Linked DNA regions of Mus musculus: all the other regions are linked to region 3. Evidence: chromatin loops called from intact Hi-C (ENCODE). Cell type or tissue: gastrocnemius. All regions are shown on one strand. Each heading gives the region's core, and the rest is flanking DNA. Links, peaks and the distances in the headings are about the cores only.

What was found. Peaks named below come from ENCODE experiments on the same cell type or tissue, not always from the same donor. Only the 100,000 strongest peaks of a DNase experiment are listed, where the experiment ranks them.
Region 1: it touches region 3 in a loop (5-fold over the local background); 39 of 42 quality-filtered maps call a loop at or near these places.
Region 2: it touches region 3 in a loop (2.5-fold over the local background); 10 of 42 quality-filtered maps call a loop at or near these places.

Annotation. Positions count from the first base shown.
Region 1 is chr10:5,788,593-5,793,544 of GRCm38, forward strand. It overlaps Gm30617 (a long non-coding RNA gene), which reads right to left and starts at 2,919. Exons shown (of 3, transcript XR_380053.1): 1 at 2,722-2,919; 2 at 2,355-2,485. In gastrocnemius, for the core only: a CTCF peak has its summit at 2,255 (motif pointing left); DNase peaks (open chromatin) are centred at 2,256 and 2,785.
Region 2 is chr10:5,844,703-5,849,654 of GRCm38, forward strand. All of the region lies in intron 2 of Rgs17 (regulator of G-protein signaling 17), which reads right to left. It also overlaps the pseudogene Gm18902. Among named protein-coding and RNA genes, the nearest start is that of Mtrf1l, 23 kb to the left of the region's middle. In gastrocnemius, for the core only: a CTCF peak has its summit at 2,457 (motif pointing right); no DNase peak of the experiment used is centred there.
Region 3 is chr10:5,597,583-5,602,534 of GRCm38, forward strand. The region is part of intron 1 of Myct1 (myc target 1); the gene reads left to right. Among named protein-coding and RNA genes, the nearest start is that of Myct1, 6.3 kb to the left of the region's middle. In gastrocnemius, for the core only: a CTCF peak has its summit at 2,699 (motif pointing right); a DNase peak (open chromatin) is centred at 2,716; H3K4me3 peaks cover 1,514 bases; H3K27ac peaks cover 516 bases.

The sequences.
Region 1 (4,952 bases), core at 1,314-3,813, 190 kb after region 3:
TTTAACCACTCTCTTAGGCACTCTCCTTGTCTCTTCCCAACTGGGTCCCAACAGAATATAGGGGTGGCGTAAATATTGCTTGTGCATCTGTGTCCCGAGCATCTGTAGGTTCGTGTAAGCGCTGGTTTATTTGGGGGGTGGGAGGATCTGCTTGCCTCCATCTTGGGTCTAGCATATCAGTTCAGCAGTAGCCTGACCCAACAATGCTCTCCTCCTTTGTCATCTTACAATCTCCTGTACTACCTTAAAGGAGTTTTAATCCACCCTTTAGAACAAGGAAGTCAGTCATGGATACAACTGAAATACTTTTGCTTAGAAAGTATGAGCCAGTGTGGAAGCAAACACTTAAGCCATCTATTATTATCTGTATGAAGTTTAAAAGCTGGGTTCTCTGATGGAACTCAGACGTAGGCTCGGACGTAGGCTCTGCATTTGACTTTACCCAGCAAGCTCACATTGTATACAGAAGGAGCTCAATAGATGTTCTAACTAAGAACAAAGGAATAACTTTTAAAAACTAAGGTAACACTTTGAAGTTATTTAAAGGTTCATTGGTTCCATACTGGAACAGCTTATTTTATCTGGCAGTAAGTCTATCTTCCCTAGTTGTCCTACTGAAGACAAAAAGCTTTTTCATTATCAGTAGCACAGTAATACAGATGAGAAAAAATTTAACACAAGATTATTTTGGCTATAAAAATCACAAAGTCGTGCCAGGCGTGGTGGTGCATACCTTTAATCCCAGCACTTGGGAGGCAGAGGCAGGCAGATTTCTGAGTTTGAGGCCAACCTGGTCTACAGAGTGAGTTCCAGGACAGCCAGGGCTACACAGAGAAACTCTGTCTCAAAAACCCAAAAAAAGAAAAAATCACATAGTTATTGGAAGGGATTCCTTCATTTTGACTGTCATTATAATAATTAACATTTTGGCCATAAGAAACTGAAATGCTAGTTACGTTTAGTTATTTATGTCACAATTGTTTAGTATTTCTCTTGTGTTTTCTAGTTTAACCATTGTATCAATAGTATAGGTAGGCAGTCTTCTCTTTTCTATATGCTTTGAAAACAGCTTATCCATGTTAAAAAATGATTTTGTCCAAGGTAAAATAGTGAGAAAGAAGTTGAAGCCACCAGCATCTGATGAGGAGGAATCAGGTGCCACCACTGTGTCACAGGGGCTTTGGAAAAACAAAATCTCATGGTAGGTGGGAGAAATAGCTGAGAGTGTCCAGTACTCATGCATAATAGGACCAGAGTTCAGATCCAACACCATGTCAGATGGCTTACAGCTGCCTGTGACCAGGGAATGGTATACCCTCTTCTGGTCTCCACACATACATGTACATCGTACATGTACAAATAAATAAAGGTAAGCCAGGCGTGGTGGGCAGAGGCAGGTGGATTTCTGAGTTCGAGGCCAGCCTGGTCTACAACGTGAGTTCCAGGACAGCCAGGGCTATACAGAGAAACCCTGTCTCAAAAAACAGAAAGAAAGAAAGAAAGAAAGAAAGAAAGAAAGAAAGAAAGAAAGAAAGAAAGAAAGAAAGAAAGAAGGGAGGGAGGGAGGGAGGGAAGAAAGAAACAAACAAACAAAGAAAGAAACAAAGAAAGAAACAAACAAAGGTAAAATAAAATCTCTCAGTGTACCTTGCTTCTGACTCCATCTCTCTGTTGTGGATAAATTTACTTTTTACAAGGTAGCAGCTCAGCATTACATCAGCAAAACATAGTGGATATCTAACCTCAGTGTTGATTTAAGATCTTTTTAGATTCCTTTTCCTCATTTTTCTAGTAAATGTACTCTCACCGCCATATCTAGAATAAAATGATTTCTTCTAATAAAAGAAAAAAAAAAAAAACAATAACTTGAGCTCTGAACATTACAGTCCTCTAGCTTGACACATTAGTTATGGTGCCAGAAAAGACTTCTTTGAATCTCAGGTGAATGCCATAGTGTTTAATTACCCAGTAAATCTAATATATGATTGTCTCAATCACAAGATGAAAAGTGGCCATCTGATTTTGTTTTTGCTTTGTACGAAGAATATTGAACTGAAGAAGTGAGATTTACCCTTCACGTCTGAGACTAAAAGTTAAACTGTTTAAAATATAACTATTTTAATATAGCAATATATATGTACTTGATTTTCTAACCTGGCAACATAAATTGGATAGAAAAGCAATACTATTCTTCCATCCCTTTTTATATTAGATTCACAGGAATGAACACTGAAAAGGACGGCGTTGAACGCGCGCCATCTCGTGGTAAGGTGTTCAAACTGTTGAAGTATAATTTGAAGAAAAGGGGAAAATGCCATACAGTCAGGGCAGTAGAGAAACGATCCATCTCTCACCTATTAAGTCTTCAGAGGGCCTTCGAGTTGTGTTTAAAAGGCATGGCAAGATTCCTAGGCAGAGTCCTGGAAATGTTCGTCTTCTGGTACCCAACAGCGTTGGTGCGTTGTAAGTTGATCTCAGGGCTAACCTGTGAAGACAGCATTTGATTCTATGAAGTGGGCAACAGCGAGGTTGAAAACACCCATGCGTATGGGCACACTGGGGTTTAGCAGGATCGCTAATCCATCATTCCCGACATCTGAGAGGAGAGTTGACTGATACACAGGACTGTCAAATCTGAAGGGTCTTCACGAAGAGTAAGGTCTCAGTTAATCTGCATCTGCCGTCAAAGTGTTATCCAAGGGACACAAAATAGTCATTCACCTCACACTCCAGCAGGATGATGAAACACGGGTCGTGGGTAACGCGGGCTGCTCTCCGGCTTGATCAGAGGGGCCATGGAAGGGAGTCGCCGCCAAGCTGAATGTCCAGCTGGGATCTCACTTGGCCACTGCCAGCCTCTTCTGAATATAATGTGTGTTCTTACTCGAACACGCACCAATTAGGGAATCCTGTGGTCTAGATTTTAATCCAGAGAGCAGGGTCAACCGGGTCTTACAAGAAGTACAATTCTCCCACTCTTCTCAGAATTGCAGACTAATCATTGACTCTAAACATAAAATTATACCGTGTACAGCTGGGCTGGTAAGATGGCTCAGCTGGTAAAGGTGCTTGCTGCCAAGCCTAACGACCAGAGTTCATCCCTTGGCCCCACGGGATACCAGAAGAGAACCAACTTCCACAAGTTGACTTTTGACCTGCACATCTATGCCCTATAGCAGGCTTGTACCCACCCAAATAAATAAATGTAATGATTTTTTTTTAATGTAAAGTTTCTAAAAATGAAGGTGGAAGAAAATTGCTGTGTAAGTAGATTATTACTTACTACTTAGCTATAACATGAAAAACGTGATCTATAGAAGGGAAATCATGGGCCAGAGGTCACCTGCCACGATGGTTCGCTACTCTCTTGACCCAGAAAACCCCACAAAATCATGCAAATCACTTTAAGAACACCGGGGAAACTGCCCAGGCCATCAAGGGTATGCATATCCGGAAAGCCACCAAGTATCCGAAGGATGTCACTTTAAAGAAGCAATGTGTGCCATTCCGGCAGTATAATGGTGGAGTCTGTAGGTGCGCCCAGGCCAAACAGTGGGGCTGGACACAGGGTCGGTGGCCAAAAAAAGAGTGCTGAATTTTTGCTGCACATGCTTAAAAATGCCGAGAGTAACGCTGAACTTAAGGGTTTAGACGTAGATTCTCTAGTTATTGAACATATCCAGGTGAACAAGGTACCTAAGATCGCCGACGAACCTACAGAGCTCATGGCCGGATTAACCCACACATGAGCTCCCCCTGCCACATTGACATCATCTCTCACTGAGAAGGAACAGATCGTTCCAAAGCCAGAAGAGGAGGCTGCACAGAAGAAAAAGATATCCTAGAAGAAACTGAAGAAACAAAAACCCATGGCCCGGGGATAAATTCAGCATAAAATAAATGCAGATAAAGTTTTAAAGGGGGGGGGGGAGGTCATTTGGAACAATAGGGAAAAAATGAAAATGTTTCTTCTAAGATGCTAACAAATTGAAAGACAAGAGACAGGTGAATAAAGCATCTGATCAATAACACGGAGCCTTCACAGGACCAAGGGCCTCTCCTCCCACTGATGCTAGATGAGGCCTCCTCTGCTACATATGCGGCTGGAGCCATGAGTCCCTCCATGTGTCCCTCTTTGACTGGTGATTTAGTCCCTGGGAAATCTAGGGGCTCTGGTTGGTTGATATTGTTGTTCTTCCTATGGGGTTGCAAACTCCTTCAGCTCTTTCAGTCCTTCCCCTAACTCCTCCATTGGGGTCCCCATGCTCAGTCCGATGGTTGGCTGCAAGTATCCACATCTGTATTGGTCAGGCTCTAGTAGAGCCTCTAAGAAGACAGCTTAAGAAACAGTATCAGGTTTCTGTTAGCAAGCACTTCTTGGCATCAGCAATAGTGTCTGGGTTTGGTGTCTGCAGATGGGATGCATTCCCAGGTGAGGGAGTCCCTGGATGGCCTTTCTCTCAGTCTCTGCTCCACTTTTTGCCCTTGCATTTCCTTCAGACAGGAGCAATTCTGAGTTAAAATTTTTGAGATGGGTGAGTGGCCCTATCCTCAATCAGGGGCCATGCCTAAATTCTGGATATGGTCTCTACAGGTTCTCCCTCCCCTTTGTAGGGTATTTTAGCTAATATCATCCCCATTGGGTCCTGGGAACATCTTGCTTTCCTGTCTTCTGGGACTTTCTAGTGCCTACTCCCAGTTTCCCATCACCCATTGCTACACACCTCTGTTAAAGTTCATGACCCTCTGTACTTCTCCATCTCCTCCCATTCTTGATCCTTCTTCCTTCTTTTCCCCTCTCCATACTCTCTTCCTCCCAAGTCTCTCTCACCGTCTACCTCCCATGATTATTTTCTTTCCCCTTCTAAGTAGGACTGAAGCATCCACACTTTGGTCTTCCTTCTTCTTGAGCTTCATATTATCTGTATCTTGTATCTTGAGTATTCCAAGCT
Region 2 (4,952 bases), core at 1,314-3,813, 250 kb after region 3:
GGGTGCCGTTCTTAATTTACTATTGAGCACAGTCACCCTCCAATAAAAAAATTGAAATTAAGCAGTGGTGGCCTCAGAAAATAGGACAAGGATCCCCAGAGGCAGCTGGCTAGCAAAACTAGCCAAATGGGTGAGCTCTGGGATTGATTGAGAGGGTCTGTCTCAAAGAGTAAGTTGGAAACTTAGACATCTGACATCAATCTTGGGCTTTTAGTGTTCATACATGCAAGTCCTCTGTCATGCAAACAAGGATGCACACATATGTGCACCCCTGACAGAGAGAAGGGGGAAAGGAGAGAAGAGAAAAAGATGAGGAGGGAGCAATCATACCTAGAAACTGAGGTGGAGAAAATGAGCAAGGTCTGCCTGCCTGATGGGATCCGGACCCAACCGCAACCACTTTTTCTTGGCGCTTTTCCAAGGATCCCCAGGCTTAGAGCTGGTTTTGATGGTAATAAGTTACAACTCCTATTGACTCTCAACATCTCAAGCACTCTATGTGTTTGAAAGGTTGAAAGTGAAGGCGCCAAACATAAGAGTTGTGAGTTCTCAAATGATATATGTCATCATGTTGTCAATTGTCATAATGTTAATTTGACAGAATTTAGAACCACTGGGGAGATGGGACCCTAGGCTTGCCTGTGGGGGGTGGGTTATATTGGTTATATTAGTTGGGATAGGGAGACCTGTCTTGATTGTAGGTGGGACTACTTTTGGGCAGGGGATTGTAGATTATATAAAATGGGGAAAGTGAGTTGAACACTAAGACACATTCATTGCTTCTTCTTGACTGTGGATGTGATATGATCATCTGCTCCACACTCCTGATGTCTTAATTTCCCTTCCATGATGGACTGCATCTTGGGAGCCAGAATCAACTGATCCCTCCTTAAGCACGTTGTTGTTGTCTTTCTACTTTCAACCTAGGTAACTATATAACTTTCTTTCTTTTCTTTTCTCTTTTCTTTTCTGAGAGAGAATTTCTCAGAAATCCTCTGCAGGATTTCTCAGGAATTCTCTCTGTAGACCAGGCTAGTCTTGAACTCACAGAGATCAGCCTGCTTCTGCCTCCAGTGTTGGGAGTAAAGGTAGGTAGGTAACATTTTAAGTGAACATTCCTATCTTCCAATCTAAGACACAAAGACAATGACACACATCCAGTGTTCACTCTGGGAATCTTGATCAAAGTCTAAACACTCTAGGGAGGGGAAACATCAACAACTCAGGCTAGAGTTAGCAAAGCAAGTGTGGAGATTAGAGCCTGGTAAGATGAAGAGGGAGGAAATGTGTTTAGTCCATTTCAGAGAATAAGGACAGTGGGCGCTGTCTGTGGATGGTGGACTGTTTGTAGAGAACACTGTGGATTGTCTCGGAAGAGAAACGTCTGAAGCCAACGATGGGTTTCCTCACTCATTATCAGAGCCAGTACACAGTCCACTTGGAAGATGGTCGATCGTTGTAAGAAAACAATTAGTCCTTAGAAATGTCACTAGAAGAGAGTGGTAAACAGCTCAAAACCTTTGCAGTAGCCGTGGTGATGTGGGAGTAGCAGATGATATACTTATGTAACATACATGCGAGGAATCATTAAAATGCACAAACTTAATCCATTTCAATGGCAAAACTCCAGAAAGGTACCACCCTCCTTGGGTAATAGGGACTAAATTACTAACCAGCACCACTTCATTTACAAAACAGAAACTCAGGTTGACTTGTGCAGTGCCCACAACTGCAGCAGGCTGGGCCTGATCTCCTCTAACTTCTGGCCTCATGCAAGCTTTGCTTTGTAGCATGACCACCACCTCTTGTTATAAAAGCTGTCTGGGATGTTTTTGTCTTTTTCATCAGTCACAAAAGTGGGCTGATCTTAAAGCTATGGGAGGAATAACTTTGATTTCGGACACAGAAAATGTCAGTTTCAAACCTAGAATGCAGATATCACCGTTTCCAGATTTTGGTAATATGACCTGGTTTTGAATGGCATCTATGCACCAAATAGTTTGTGAAATTTTTGTCTGGAAATTTCAGGCAACACAAATGTATATTTTTAGTGTGTTTAATGAAATGCTAAAGAAAAAACAGCATTCTGTTGGGATTGAGGGTGTAGTGCAGTTGAGGAATATGCACTTAACATGCATGAATCCTTTAGTTCAATTCAATGAACCTGCTCGAAACCACGTGTGGTGGAGCAAGTTTGTAGTCTCAGCACTGGGGAGATGGAGGCTAGAGAATAAGAGGTTGAAAGTCAATGTTATTAGCAAGTTTGTTCAAGGTCATTCTGGGCTATGTAGACCAGGTCTCAAGAAAATCAACCAATTATACCACACAACATCACAAAGATTCGGGTTTTACAATCATATGTCAGGTAACGAAATAAGAATGCATTCAACCAGTGTTAAATCCCTACAGTAAGAGAATCTGCTATTAAAATTCTCTCCACTAGATGGCTGTGTTACCTTAGAAATACAAAGCTAAGTCAGTAGAAAGGCTAAAAAAATCTGAGTATAATTATCCTTATTTGGAAAAATAAACATTTTCTTACTTGTAACCCATTTTGGTAATTCTGCCTTTCCAAGGCCTTTGACAATAGTTGTCCAGTTTTTCTGTGGATTTACTAATCAAGATGGAATGGGAGAGTGGATTTTCACCTTGAGCTATGTGCAAACCTGCGGTTATTTCCCTCTTTGGGTTTTGAGAATGAATACTCTCTGGCCCCCAGTCACTTGACTTGGGAAAACAAAATCTTAAAAACCACTGACATTGCTGGGTGTACTTGTGCACACCTTTAGTTCCAGCACTCAATTTGGGAGGCAGAGAAACGTGCATCTCTGAGTTCGAGGCCAGCCTGATCTCAGAGTGAATTCCAGGACAGCCAAGAATACATAGAGAAACCTTTTCTCAAGAGCAAACAACGCCAAGAAGAATAAAACAAAACAAAACAAAACAAAAAATGATGCTAGCAAGATCTTATTAACATTATCAGTATGAGAATAATCTATCTATCTATCTATCTATCTATCTATCTATCTATCTATCTATCTACCCCTGTTTTGAAAGAGCCATTGTGATAGTAGATTCTCTACATTACTACTACATTACTACATTTTCAGCTTAGCTTGGGCAGAAAGATTTACTTCGTGCCAGGCATAGCAGCATATGCCTTCAATTCCAGCACTTGGGAGGCAGAGGCCAGCCTCATCTACAAAGTGAGTTCCATCACAGCCAAAGCTACATGGTGAGACCCTGTCTCGAAGAAACAAAAACAAAAGAAACAAAAAACCATTTACTTCCTTTTAATACATGGAAAACAAAAATACATTTTTTCCATCTTGATTCAATCTCTCTTTGTTCTTGACTTCCATGCATGCATACATACATACATATGCTTTTAAAAATAGGTTCCAAAAATATCCTTTTTTTCTATGTATTAAATTTTATTCCCAACCCTAAAACAGGTATTTTAGTTTCATTGACAAGCTTACTAGCTTTCAAATTTCTAACCTTATTCAACAAGAAAGTTCATGGTTAAAACCTAGACCTATTTAAGCTGATGTTCAGCCAGAAGATCAACATTTCTTTTTTCTTTTCTTTTTATTTTTTAACTTTTTATTAATAAGGAACCTATGTCAGCACTGCTATGTAAACAATGACAAAGATCAAAGGAAACACATCAGGGTTCATATAGACAGTAATATCCATTGTCCTTTATATAATCAATGTATAATAGTTAAAGAGAGTTTAATCCTTATTAAGCAAACATGTTTTGCATACTCAGCCTTCTCTTTATCTTTCTGTGCCTTTATCATTTGTTTGACTTTAAGCAATTCTGCCTGGATAGCTTTATCTCCTGGGGCTATCTCCTGTGCATTCTTAAGATCAGCCAATGCTTGATCATATTCCTTCAATCCTAGCCATCCTTGCGCTTTTCGGTATAGTGCTTTAGTATTTGAAGGGTCTATTTCAAGAGCCTCCAAGCAACTGTCAATTGCCTCCTGCCAATCTGACATCTTCAGCTTACAAACACCTACATTCAGCACACAACTTAAGGCTATAGGTTGCAGTCTGGATGTATCTGCTTTCTCAATAGCAGCCTTTGAACTAGCCATGTACCTTAAAACCTTCGCATATTTTTAATAGCCATCTCCCAGTTTTGAGACTTGAAAAAAGTATTTCCAATGTTTTTTTACGTCTTCAGATATTAATAAAATTTTATTTACATCCTTTTAATCTATATCTGCAGCCTCGGGGAAGTCTGGATGACTATCACCAGAGCCATCTTTGGGGAATATTCCTCAGTCGTCCCCTTCTTTCAATTCTCCACATTCTCCAATAACACAGAGTTTGGCAGGTTTTTCACCATTCACGTCTACATTTTCAAGCGTCCTTGCCACACCTAGTCCTTTTATGACCTGACCAAATACCACATGTTTCCCATCCAAATGAGGAGTCGGAACTGTTGTGATAAAGATCTGAGAACCACTCATATTGGGACCTGCATTTGCCATGCTCAGCAAACCCTCCCCATTCATGCTTATAATGAAAATTTTCATCTTCAAATTTTTCACCATAAATACTTTCTCCGCCTGTCCCATTCTGATTTGAGAAGTCTCCACCGTGAATCATAAATTTCTTAAAAATTCAGTGAAAAGGGCATCATTTAAAATGGTGAGGCTTCCCGGTCACGGATCCAGTTCCTTTTTCTCCTGTACACAATGCATGAAAATTGTCTGCAGCTTTGGGAACAATATCTGTAAACAATTCTAAAACAATTCATCCAACTTGCTCCCCGCCGATGTCCATGTCAAAGAAGCCTCATGGGTTCTTGGAGTTGGAGGGCTTGGCTGCTGGGGATGGGTGGGACATCTTCACTGCAGGCACTGAGAAGTGGGACACGAGTACCCCGTGTGTGAGACCAGATCAAACTCTACTGCACCTCTATGTTATAAGCTGGT
Region 3 (4,952 bases), core at 1,442-3,941:
GTGGTTATAAATCACCCTTGTTATTGCAGTGCAGCGCTGGCTTTCAAAATGACGCTACAGTCTTTGTGTTTAATGATTCATTTGGTGATTTAGGAGCAGAACAACTATCACTGCACATCCTTGGCTATTTATTGCCTTACCCTGCTCTGAGGTAGCTGAAGGCACAGAGGGTGACAGACTGATTTGTTTGAGAGCCAGGTGGTATACTTAGCAAAGATTCCCTCAACCTATAACAAATGCTATATCTCAACCTATAGCAAAGATTGTGCCCTAGCTTGTAGGAAAAAATATGGCTTTTAGGGGTTTAGCAAGCAGATGAGATAAGATGTGCGGAGGGTGTTTAGGTGGTGGTAGAGCAGGCATGGTTGTGCATGGGTCTCCATAATGTTCACTCCAAATAGCAAGCAAACACTGCCCATCTCTTCAGCTGTGTATAAAGAAAACTTCTTCTACAAGTATGCACTGTTGCATATGAATAGACTGCTAATTATTTCCATATGCCTATTACTTAGGGTCTTTGGAGAACAAGTGTTGACAAACATAGATCCTTAAAAACACCTGCATCTACAGTCCATCCCTCACTGGGCATCACCAAGCTGAGGCTAGCATTGAGGTAGTGCTCGCAAAAGTGTATGTGCCTCTTAGTGAATACCTATTCTCCAGACTTCTGCAATGAAACGTGATAATTGCCTCTTCTTGTTATAGCTAAGTTAGATTTGGGTATCAATGTCATGCAAGCCTTTTAAGACAAGTCGAAAGTATTCACTACTCTTTGACTATCTGAAATTGTTTGCAGAGAACTTGGGTTGGGTAATTTTTATTATTTAAGAAAATTCACTAGTGGTGGCATTACGTATGACATAGATGATACTTTTAGCTGGAAGTTTTAAAATAACACGTTTATAATTTAAAATTATTTTAATTATGGTGTATGTGTAGGTAGCTTCTCACATAAGTGAAGGTGCTCACAGTGGCCAGAGGTGTTGGATCCATCCAGAGCCAAAGCTACTGGTGGTTGTGAGTTGTTGGTCCACGGGTGCTGGAAACCACATTTGTGTCCTCTGCAAGGACAGCCAACACTCTAACCACTGAGCTGTCCCTCCAGCTCCACATTCATTGTTTAAACCTTAGAGGGTCACTCAGATTTTTCAACGGACTCCTTTCTTAGTTATGAAAGTTTGTGTTTTCCAAGAATTTGCCATGTGAATTATATTTCCAAACATATCAGGTAAAAATCACTTATACTATGTTGACATATCTTCTCAATATTTTATTATAAAAATGTTCACTGGACAAAAACATTTGAAAAATTCTGCAGCAAAGATTGATCTGTTTTGGGCGTGGCTTGTTTTAGTTTCCATAGTGTCTTTCAGATTTATCTATACTGTTTTAAGTTACAGGATTTCCTTTTCGGATTGATTTTAGGTTCAGAACTAATATTCCATTATTATTGAATATTCATACATAGACACCTATTAGCCATATGCCACTAAGTTATGTGGTTCGTTTTGAGAGTTTCATTGTTTGGGGTTTTTGTTGTGCAAACATTGGACTGTACACATATAAACCAAAATGGATTTGACAGTGAGAGGTGATAGGGCCATTTGTAACCTCTGTCATGCTGGATGGTGGTGGTGTATGCCTTTAATCCCAGCACTCAGGAGACAGAGGCAGGTGGATCTCTGAGTTTGAGGCTAGCCTGCTCTACAGAGTTCCAGGATAGTCAAAGCTATCCTGACAGAAACCCTGTCTCAAAAATAAAATTATAATATATAATATAATAATAAAAAGCAAGCAAGCACTGTTATAAAGGCAGCCTGTCACTCACCAAACTCTCATGATGTTACTCAGGACTCCATAGGCTCCATCTCTTCAACTTACTCATCAAGTTGGTTCCACTTGCTGATTTGGAATTGTGATCATGAACCACTGGATAAAACCACTTCCAAATCTTCCAAGCCCGTGTTTATTTGCTCACTACTCTTCTCACTGTAGCAGCTGTAACACTATTTAAAAAAAACAACAAACATGTAGGTACCTACACACACATTTTTGAAAGAACAGATTAGAAGCTGAGATGAGGCCCTGATCAGATAACAGGAGAGAGGCATCAAATGTCGAGCTCAGCTCTCTGCCGCAAGGGCTTTCGGGTAGGAGACTTTTGTGCAGTTTTAGGAGTTTGCTTTGACTCTGCATGAGGGTGGGTGTGTGGACACGCGTGTGATGTGATTGAACTCAACTACTTGATTCCAAAAGGAGGGCATCTATGGATGCTGCTGCAAAGGGAAGGAGCATAAACCATGAAGTCCGCTACAAAAGTTGCGACGTCCTGATGCGCGTGATGGCGTGCACGTGAGGCCACAGAATAGACCAGAGAAGGCTGAATCTCGTTTTGTTCTTGACCTCAAAAGAATGTTCCAGCAGATGTGTCAAACCTAGACTGTATTTGTGCTTTGCGTTGTCAGTCAATCGCAATCGTTCACATTTCTGTGCCCTAAATTCTATTCACCCAAAGGTCTTCCCATCACAACATTTCTACCGCGGAACCCATCCTCATCTGCACTTTAGGAAGAAGAGAACTCATGATCTCTTTTGGGGCGGAAGTGAACTTATGATTCCTGCAACTTCAGGCCTTTGAATGTATTAGTCAGTGAAGATCACTGATGAAAATCACTAACAATTCAACAATCGCCCACTAGATGGCGACCTCTACTAATTGTTCACACCATTTATAGCTTAGAGGCTGTGTTTTTGCTTACTGAAATTTTAAGACCTTCCTGTTGGAAGGCACAGTACTGATGATTGTTATGGGCACACAGCAGGGCAGACACCTCGAGTGTGTTATACAGCTGTCAGTAGGAGCTGGAACTCCCCGAGGGCTTAGATGCCAGCCACTTACTGGCTATGTAGGCACGTCTATAAAAAAACCTATTTGTTTAGCTATGTTTGATTTATATGCCATGTCTCAGCAACATATTCAAAAGGAGAATTGTATTCCATTACTTATTTTCTAGGTAACTTAGACTTTGGATGTTGGTCAGTCTTCTACTGATATTTAAATTATATAATTTTACTTGTTCCTCTTGGCTTTCTCTTTTTTTTTTGTAATGGAAAATGCCCCTTTTCAGGGCTATCATTGCCAAGACATTGCAGAATTTCTAAAACATTATATTGAGAATTTTAGATTTGGGGGCATTGATAAAGTTAATTTTGAATCATTTTATACAAAAGTAAGATGAATTTTTAGGTTAAATTATATTTATTTGATTTTTAAAAATAATATCTGGCTCTATGAAACCTCTAAGAAATGAACTTTAACGCCAGGACTTCTTCTTTTTTTTTAATTAGGTATTTTCCTTATTTACATTTCCAATGCTATCCAAAAAGTCCCCAATACACTCCCCCACTCCCCTACCCACCCACTCCCACTTTTTGGCCCTGGCATTCCCCTGTACTGGGGCATATAAAGTTTGCACAACCAATGGGCCTCTCTTTCCAGTGATGGCCGACTAGGCCATCTTTTGATACATATGCAGCTAGAGTCAAGAGCTCTGGGGTAGTGGTTAGTTCATAATGTTGTTCCACCTATAGGGTTGCAGATCCCTTTAGCTCCTTGGGTTCTTTCTCTAGCTCCTCCATTGGGAGCCCTGTGATCCATCCAATAGCTGACTGTGAGCATCCACTTCTGTGTTTGCTAGGCCCCGAATGCCAGGACTTCTTCTTTTTGTGAGGAAGATTTTGGAACAAGAATACTGGGTTCACCATGGAAGGAGTTACAGAGACAAAGTTTGGAGCTGAGACAAAAGGATGGACCATCTAGAGACTGCCATATCCAGGGATCCATCCCATAATTAGCCTCCAAACGATGACACCATTGCATACACTAGCAAGCGTTTGCTGAAAGGACACTGATATAGCTGTCTCTTGTGAGACTATGCTGGGGCCTAGCAAACACAGAAGTGGATGCTCACAGTCAGCTATTGGATGGATCACAGGGCCCCCAATGTTGGAGCTAGAGAACGTATCCAAGGAGCTAAAGAGATCTGCAACCCTGTAGGTGCAACAACATTATGAACTAACCAGTACCCTGGAGCTCTTGACTCTAGCTGCATATTTATCAAAAGATGGCCTAGTAGGCCATCACTGGAAAGAGAGGCCTATCGGACACACAAACTTTATATGCCCCAGTATAGGGGAACGCCAGGGCCAAAAAGTGGGAATGGGTGGGTAGGGGGGTGGGGGGGCGGTATGGGGGACTTTTGGGATAGCATTCTAAATGTAATTGAGGAAAATACGTAATAAAAAAATATATATAAAAAAAAAAGAGTACTGGGTTCAGTAGCTTTGTCCTAAGTTATGTTAGAATTTTAAAGCATTCTCATAGAGGACTTAGTTTTTTGGTTTAGGGTGAAGTGTTTTAGAAAGTTTTAAAAAATATTTACTTAATTATTTATGTAATATATATGAGTACAGTGTAGCTGTCTTCAGACACAGAAGAAAAGGCCATCAGATCCCATTACAGATGGTTGTGAGCCCCCATGTGGTTGCTGGGAATTGAACTCAGGACCTTCAGAAGAGCTGTCAGTGCTCTTAACTGCTGAGCCACCTCTCCAGCTCCTTAGAAAGTTTTGATGTGATCATATGTGAAGATAAACCCAGTAACAACGAAGACAGCATTGCCACAGGACATCCGTATGGCCACGAGAAATGAAGGAATACTACAACATATATCCTAAAGTTAGGGAGTAGTAATTGTACTTATTAACATTTATTTGTTTTGTGTCTGCATTAGAGATATTCTAACTCGCCTCCTTTAAGAAATGAAATCGGTAAGATTCAACAAATTTACCAATATTTATTCAACAAGGAAGGGGTAAGGCTGGATTTGTGATTGTTTTTTTACCATCTTAAAATAGAATTGCTTAGAAGAACCATCAGATAATTAGCTGACC